Linked DNA regions of Homo sapiens: region 1 is linked to region 2. A link is a loop called in an ENCODE intact Hi-C map of the cell type or tissue named here. Cell type or tissue: K562. All regions are shown on one strand. Each heading gives the region's core, and the rest is flanking DNA. Links, peaks and the distances in the headings are about the cores only. Region 1 overlaps TMC2 (transmembrane channel like 2). Region 2 overlaps LOC105372505 (a long non-coding RNA gene).

The links. A loop is a pair of places that touch in the nucleus more often than their neighbours do. Peaks named below come from ENCODE experiments on the same cell type or tissue, not always from the same donor. Only the 100,000 strongest peaks of a DNase experiment are listed, where the experiment ranks them.
Region 1: it touches region 2 in a loop (2.4-fold over the local background); 1 of 110 quality-filtered maps calls a loop at or near these places.

Annotation. Positions count from the first base shown.
Region 1 is chr20:2,576,774-2,581,169 of GRCh38, forward strand. It overlaps TMC2 (transmembrane channel like 2), which reads left to right. Exons shown (of 20, transcript NM_080751.3): 6 at 2,373-2,454; 7 at 3,177-3,283. Among named protein-coding and RNA genes, the nearest start is that of TMC2, 42 kb to the left of the region's middle. In K562, for the core only: no CTCF peak of the experiment used is centred there; a DNase peak (open chromatin) is centred at 1,878.
Region 2 is chr20:2,644,698-2,649,089 of GRCh38, forward strand. The region is part of intron 1 of LOC105372505 (a long non-coding RNA gene); the gene reads right to left. Among named protein-coding and RNA genes, the nearest start is that of NOP56, 5.7 kb to the right of the region's middle. In K562, for the core only: a CTCF peak has its summit at 2,371 (motif pointing left); no DNase peak of the experiment used is centred there.

The sequences.
Region 1 (4,396 bases), core at 258-4,257, 68 kb before region 2:
TGAATTTGCAGTGAAAGTCACTGCCATAGAAACCAAAGTACTCAAGGCAAATGCTCTCTTTATAGGCAGACCTACCTAGGAAGCCAAATAGTCAAAGAGTATTTTTGGGTTTGGGGTTTCTTCTTGGTTTTTTTTTTTTGTTTTTTTTTTTTTGAGATGGAGTCTCGCTCTGTCACCCTGGCTGGAGTGCAGTGGTGTGATCTTGGCTCACTGCAACCTCCGCCTCCTGGGTTAAGTGACTCCCCTGCCTCAGCCTCCTGAATAGCTGGGATTACAGGTGCCTGCCACCACGCCCAGCTAAGTATTGTATTTTTAGTAGAGACAGGGTTTGACCATGTTGGCCAGGCTGGTCTTGAACTCCTGCCCTCAGGTGATCCACCTGCCTCGATCTCCCAAAGTGCTGAGATTACAGGCGTGAGCAACCGTCCCCAGCCTGTATTTGTTTTTAGTAGAGACAGGGTTTCACTATGTTAGCCAGGCTGGTTTCGAACTCATGACCTCAAGTGATCCACCCACCTCAGCCTCCCAAAAAGCTGGGATTACAGGCATGAGCCACCACGCCCAGCCCAAAGAGTATTTTTGAACACAGTCTCAGAGCTAGGGAGGGCGGATGAAGCAATGAGACTGGGCTGCCCAGTGTCTGTTTTCTGCCAATCACCATATCCTTCCTATCTTTGCCACTGTTATCAACCAGTCTGCTGATGGGCTTCTCCTCTCTTTTGCATCTGGGACCATCTCCCTCTTCTGACAGCTGGTTCCCTTCTTTATACAATCATTCAATCAGGAGATGGTCAAAACTATATCTGGAAAACCAGGTCTGGAAGCCTGTCTGATTCCTTCACAAAATTTTTCCCGTTTTGATGGATGGTGGCTCACACCTGAAATCCTAACACTTTGGGAGGCTGAAAGCAGGCGGATCACTTGAGCCCAGGAGTTTGAGACCAGCCTGGGCCGCATGGTGAGACCCTGTCTCTACAAAAAATAAAAAAAATTAGCCGAATGTGGTGGCTACTCAGGAGGCTGAGGCAGGAAGATCACTTGAGCCCAGGAGGTCAAGGCTGCAGTGAGCCATGTTTGCGCCACCTGCACTCGGCCTGGGCAGCAGAGTGAGACCATGTCTGAAAAGAAACGTTTCCCTTTCATCTTCTGCTGACTTTATTTTTTGCCCCTTCTTTTCACAGGTGCGGACTTTAGTGACTTTACAGGGGAATATCTCATGTCCTCCATGAACAAGTTCTGAGGAGACCTTTTAATAATAGGAACCGGGCCAGGCACAGTGGCTCAAGTTTGTAATCCCAACACTTTGGGAGGTCGAGGCGGGCAGATCACTTGAGATCAGGAGTTCAAGGCCTGCCTGGCCAACATGGTGAAACCCATCTCTACTAAAAATAGAAAAATTGGCCAGGCGTGGTGGTGCGTGCTTGTAATCCCAGCTACTCAGGAGGCTGAGGCAGGAGAATAGCTTGAACCCCGGAGGTGGAGGTTGCAGTGAACCGAGATTGCGCTACTGCACTCCAGCCTGGGCAACAGAGTGAGACTCCATCTCAAAATAACAATAATAATAATAATGGGAACTGATCTTAGGATCTGCTCTCTACTACCTCTTATGCTTTCTATGAGTATTTCTACCTCAGCTTTCTATGAGTATCTGTTTTATTCCAAATGGATTTGTTTCCACAATGTGGGGCTGGTGGAGAGCAGTCCCTTGGAGAGTTGACAAAACAACACCCAGCCATAGAAAGACGGCTGATCAGGTTTCTGTTTGGTACATAGTCTGGGTGTCTAGCTGGGAACAGATCACAGGAGGGGGCAACATGCCTTTCTGACTCTTTTCAGAAAAGCGAGGCTGTTGTTCCCCCAGGAGAAGAATGTTCAGCTATGGGTTGAGATCTCCTTATCAGTTGCACCACCCCTGCAATTTTGCGACAGTTCCTATCAGAGAGAGGCACTTGGCTGTCTGCCAGACGTGGGTCTGAGAGTAGCCAGAGTTCCTTCTACCTTTGAATTTTTGTTTTAAGTTGAAGAAAGTCATATCAGAGGTTGCTAACTCAATCGGACCCTCCAAATCAGAAATCGTACAGAGAATTTCTCACTTTATCTACAAACTGTCCAAACCAGAAATTTTATCAGCACAGTAAGGGGTGGCCCTCACTTGTCTCTCACTCCAGGCCTGACGTTGGGGAAGTAAAGGTTTGAACACCTGCCTCTGGCAGCCTGGGCTCAAGGACAGCAGGAGCTGGGGACTGCAAGACAGCAGCTTCACCCATGCTGACTCATGCTGACCTGTCGGCCTCCTCGTGCCCCTCATCATGCCCCTTTGTGCTCCAGGTTGACATGTTAAGGAACTGAGAGTTTTACGTCTTTTATTTCAGAAATGGGTCAAATTTAAGAGAGACTTTGATAATTTCAAGACTCAATGTATCCCCTGGGAAATGAAGATCAAGGACATTGAAAGTGAGTATGCTGGTGTCACTGTTTTTTTAATTGGTTTCCTAAAGCGTTTCCCAAGAGCTTGGATTGTTTCCTTGGCCCTCTGAATAGATTATTTCATTGGTTCTGTTGTATTAGGAAAAAAGAATGAGTTTTGAACTTGTCAGGCCAAGATTTATTTTTTATTTATTTATTTATTTATTTATTTATTTATTTATTTATTTTTATTTATTTTTGAGACAGAGTCTCGCTCTGTTGCCCAGGCTGGAGTGCAGTGGTGTGATCTTGGCTCACTGCAACCTTCACCTCCTAGGTTCAAGCGATTCTTCTGTCTCAACCTCCTGAGTAGCTGGGATTACAGGTCTGGGCCACCACACCTGGCTAATTTTTTTGTATATTTAATAGAGACAGGGTTTCATCATGTTGGCCAGGCTGGTCTCGAACTCCTGACCTCAAGTGATCCACCCACCTTAGCCTCCCAAAGTGCTGGGATTACAGACGTGAGCCACCGCACTCATCCCAGACCAAGATTTAAATTCTGCTTTTTCACTTTCTGACTGTGGGCACTTAGGCAAGTTAGTTAACCCCAAAGAGCCTCAGGTTATTTATCCAGGAAAAGAAAGGGAGATCCAGGTGTCATTCAACAGACTGATGTGAAAATTGAATCCACCACACACATAAAGTGCTCAATAGTGTCCATTTTTTCCTTCTGCAGCACTCATACCCACCGTCTTTTCTCTCTCTAGGTCACTTTGGTTCTTCAGTGGCATCGTATTTCATCTTTCTCCGATGGATGTATGGAGTTAACCTTGTCCTTTTTGGCTTAATATTTGGTCTAGTCATAATCCCAGAGGTAAGAAAAGAACTTCCTAAATCTTTGGATAGAGTTAAGGCTTATGACCACCGTCATCAATTATCAACCAAATACTTCCTGTTTTACAAAGAATCAGTCATTCATTTAAAATGCTATTAGGCTGGTGCAAAAGTAATTGTTTTGCATTAAAAGTAATTTTAATTTTTTGCCATTAAAAGTAATTTATAAATTACTGCCATGAAAAGTAAATTTATAAAATTAAAAGTAATGGCAAAAACTACAATTACTTTTGCACCAACCTACGACCTAATGTACTCACATCAATTACCCAGATAGTTAAATACAAAGAATGGAACCAAAATACTTTGTTCCTTAATTAGTAGGTGAATCTTACATTTTTCTACTTCTCATTTTACCTTAAGATCAGTGGAGAATTAATGTTTCAATGAGTTTTTTTCTTTTACTCTCAGAAAAAAGAGAGGGATAGAATACATTATATCATTATTTATCACCAAAAAAACTTGGATTTGACTATCACTCCTCACTATTCTCCCATATATAATTTTTAAGGAGGTTTTTTTTAGAAACAGGGTCTCACTCTGTTGCCCAGGTTGGAGGGCAGTGATGTGATCGTGGTTCAGTGCAGCCTTGAACTCCTGGGCTCAAGTAGCTCTCCCACCTCAGCCTCCCAAAGTGTTGGGATTACAGGCATAACCCACCATACCTGGCCCCAGATATAATCTTATTATGGACATAAATAGATTCTTATCTACAGATGATTAATTGAGAAACAAAAAAGGGGTAATGAGCAATTTGTGCAAAGTCACACAATAAGATCATTGTGAATTGGATCTCAGGTCCCCAGAGTGATGGCTTAGGGTCTTTTCCAAGGAGCCTGTGGCTCACTAAGCACTGAGCACAGCAATTGCTACAATTGCTACAGTCCTGACTGAAATCCTTGATGCTGGTGCTGGGTACACAAGTGGGTCTACTTCAACAGCTTTCAGAGGAACAGTATGTGTGCATTTAGTATTTTCTTCCTCACAGGTGTATTAATTGGTTCTTTGATGACTTACTGACTCCTATTTTGTTATAAATGGTTCTGTGAGCATATTGGAGTCAATTCTATCTGCAGTTACATTTTCTGCACAG
Region 2 (4,392 bases), core at 393-4,392:
GAGGGGCTGATGCACCAGCCAGTAAGGTGATCTGGGCAGGTTACCAATAGCACTCACTATGGTGGTAACGCTCAGCTCAGTAAAGTCACTTCAGACGTGCTCTGAAGTGGGTGGGTAGAGACCCACCCAAAGCTGGAGCACCAAGTTCCTCATGCTCAATAATGGACAATAAAAAATAAACCCGCCATGCAGAAAGAGACATGTATTTCTCTTGACCTTGGCAGAAAGTAGAGGAGAAAAAGTCTCCATTGAGAAGTTCTAGCCACAAGGCAGCTCTCACAGAGAGGCTCTAAATTCATATGCTACAGTTGACCCTTGAACAACACTGGGTCTAGGAGTGCTGACCCCCCTGCAGTCAAAAACCCATGTATAGCTTTTGACTTCCCCAGAAGTTAACTAATGGTAGTCTGCTGTTGAATGGAAGTTTTACTGATAACATAAAGTCAGTTAACACAAATTTTATATGTTACATGTATTAATACTGTATTCTTGCAATAGAATAAGCTAGCTAGGAAAAAATGTTATTAAGAAGATCATGAAGAGGAGAAAATATATTTAATATTCATCAAGCAAAAGTGGATCATCGTAAGTCTTCATCCTTGTCATCTTCATGCTGAGTAGGCTGAGGAGGAGGAGGAGGAGGAAGAAAAGGGGTCGGTCTTGCTGTCTTAGGGGTGGCAGAGATGGAAGAAAATCACATATAAGTGGATCTGTGAAGTTCAAACCCATGTTGTTCAAGGGTCAACTGTATCTGTATGTTCCAAAAAACTCAAATGAAAATTTTAATTTATTTTTTTCAAGACTTTCAGGCCAGGCGTGATGGCTCACACCTGTAATCCCAGCACTTTGGAAGGCCAAGACGGGTGGATCACAAGGTCAAGAGGCCGAGACCATCCTGTCCAACATGGTGAAACCCCGTCTCTACCAAAAATTCAAAAATCAGCTGGGCATGTTGGCTCATGCCTGTAATCCCAGCCACTCGAGAGGCTGAGGCAGGAGAATCGCTTGAACCCGGGAGGCGGAGGTTGTGGTGAGCCGAGATTGTACCATTGCACTCCAGTCTGGGCAACAAGAGCAAAACCCCATCTCAGAAAAGAAAAAAAAAAGTGGCATTAGGTTGATAGTGCCTCCAAAACAGGAAGAAAAAAGGCAAATAAACAAAAATAGCACAACAAATAAAATATAAAGCACATAAGACGAAAGAAATAAACCAAAATATATCAGGAATCAAAATAAATGCAAACGGACTAAACTTCTAGATAGAAGGCAAAGACTATCTGATGGAGATTTTAAAATCCTATAAGCTGTTCCCAAGAGATGACTTTAAAACTAAGGATAGAGGCCAGGCATGGTGGCTCATGCCTGTAATCCTAGCATTTTGGAGGCTGAGGCAAGTGGATTGCTTGAGCCCAGGAGTTCGAGACCAGCCTGGGCAAAATGGTGATACCCCATTTCTACAAAAAATACAAAAATTAGCCAGTGCATGCCTGTAGTTCCAACTACTCGGAAGGCTGAGATGGAAAGGATCGCTTGAGCCCAGGAGTCAGAGGTTGCAGTGAGCCGAGACCACACCACTGCACTACAGCCTGGGTGACAAAGTGAGGGACCCTGTCTCAAAAACAAAAATAAGATAGGAACTTTATCCCTTTTGATTCCTAGGGAATAAAAACTGAAGTATAATTTTCAATGGCAAAATCACCAGGTGTGTGAGTACCATCAAATATTCTAAGCAGGTTTGTTTATAGAGTGTGAGGATTGCTATTAAAGACAACTGTCTGCAGTGTTGTGCCAGATACTTTATCTTTCAATATAGTATTAGCTTGAAAAACATGAAGAAAGGCCCAAGGTCATAGTTGGGGTAGATGTGGTATATAGAGCATACAGATAACTCTATCACTGAACCGCGTCTGGAAAATGGGCTATATAAAACCAACCTCCAAATTTGTCTGTGAAGATTCAACAAGTTGATGGAAGTAAGACTGTAATGTGCCAAGCATTATGCTAAGTACTCAATAAATAACAGATATCATCACAGGCATGGATAAGATCTAACATCCTTGGGCTCAGGGGATAAACACAACAGTATCTTGTGCTCTATAATCCTAATCAATGGCCAGGCTTCAGAAGCTGCCAGGTCATCACTGCCAAAAAAACACAAGGAATGCTGGGCTAAACCACCTTCCCAAGGTACTTTTCATTCTCCTGTGTCTTTATAAAGAAATGCTGCATATACATGTAACTCACTGCCAAAGAATATTGTAGGGTTTCTTTCCACTTTTGAGAAAAGAGCCCAGGAATTGCTAGCAAGCCTTTTAAATTTTATGAGAATTTTCTCACTCACAAAAGGAGTATAAAGTGCCGCCCTCTTGTGGTAGTTTCATGAAATTTCCTTTCCCGAAGCTCTCCCAAGGCACTGAATTTATTTTATTTATTTATTTATTTATTTATTTATTTATTTATTTATTTTTGAGATGGAATCTCGCTGTCGCCTAGGCTGGAGTGCAGTGGAGCGATCTTGGCTCACTGCAGCCTCCGACTTCCGGGTTCAAGCGATTCTCCTGCCTCAGCCTCCCAAGTACCTGGGATTATAGGTGCCCACCACCGCGCCCAGCTCATTTTTGTATTTTTAGTAGAGATGGGGTTTCACCATGTTGGCTAGGCTGGTCTCGAACTCCTGACCTCAAGTGATCCACCCACCTCGGCCTCCCAAAGTGCTGGGATTACAGGCGTGAGCCACTGTGCATGGCCTGGCACTGAAACTGAAATAGCACATTCCACTTCCATAGGTCCCCATTAGTGTTGCCAGAGTAAAAACCTTGGGCTAATGGACACCAAAATGACACAGTTAGCCATAGGCTGGGCTAAATGAAAAAGGTCAGATGATATAGTATATGGTTCTTCCCAATGGGTGAACAGTCTTATGGACAGAGAAAAAGAAATAGGCCCCACCTGCCACCTGGCTTTAATGTGGAACCTGGAGCACATCTGGGAAACTCATGGCTCCCACTCAGACCTGCTGTCCCTGCAGGACATTTGCTCAGTGGGAGCCCTGTGAGCAATTTGTCCTCCATATCACCTCCAAATTAATCTCCAAACACTGCTTAATGGAAAAGCAAGAGTCTCATCAGACCAAAACCACTCATCCTGACTTTCATTCAAGGTTTCTTACATTCTAGATCCTTCAGTCTTTTGTCCAACTACTGACCAGTTTGCATTTTACACCTCTAGCAGGTTCTTCTCTTGTTTCTGGCTTTTGCTTCCACTCTCTTTCCATCCTCCATCTCTAAATGACCTACACACTCTTCTATGAATAGCTAAATCCCTTCTTGCCATGAAGTCTACCTCAGGAACACTGGGCCAAATTGTCTTCCTGTCAGCTTGCATACAACTGCATCTTAGCACCTGATTATATTCAGTCTCCCAGGATTGCAAAGTCTCTGAAGTCAGGGGTCACAGGTTAGTACAAGTTGAGTATCCCTTATCCAAAATGCTTGCAACCAGAAGTGTTTTGGATTTCAAATTCTTTTTCAGATTTTAGAATATTTGCATAATACTTACCAGGTTGAGCATCCCTAATTCGAAAATCCAAAATCTAGAACATATAAGGAGCTCAAACAACTCTTTAAGGAAAAAACATAATAATCCAATTTAAAAATAGGCAAAAGATCTGAATAGACATTTCTCAAAATAAGATATACAGGCCAGGCATGGTGGCTCATGCCTGTAATCCCATCACTTTAGGAGGCCGCGGCAGGCAGATCACCTGAGGTCAGGAGTTTGAGACCAGGTTGGCCAACATGGTAAACCCCGTCTCTACTAAAAATACAAAAATCAGCAGGGAGCGCTGGCTCACACTTTGGGAGGCTGAGGCAGGCAGATCACAAGGTCAGGAGTTTGAGACCAGCCTGGCCAACATGGTGAAACCTCTCTCTACTAAAAATGCAAAAATTAGCCAGACGTGGTGGCTCACGCCTGTAATCCCAACACTTAGGGAGGCCAAGGCGGGCGGATCACAAGGTCAGGAGATTGAGACCATCCTGGCTAACACGGAGAAACCCCATCTCTACTAAAAATACAAAAAATTAGCCGGATGCGGTGGCGGTCGCCTGTAGTCTCAGCTACTCGGGAGGCTGAGGCAGGAGAATGGCGTGAACCTGGGAGGCGGAGCTTGCAGTGAGCCAAGATTGCGCCACTGCACTCCAGCCTGGGCGACAGGGCGAGACTCCGTCTCAAATAATAATAATAATAATAATAATAATAATAATAATAATAATAAAATAAAATAAAATAAAATAAAAATACAAAAATTAGCCAGGTGTGGTGCCAGACGCCTGTAATCCCAGCTACTCAGAAGGCTGAACCAGGAAGTGGAGCTTGCAGTGAGCCGAGATC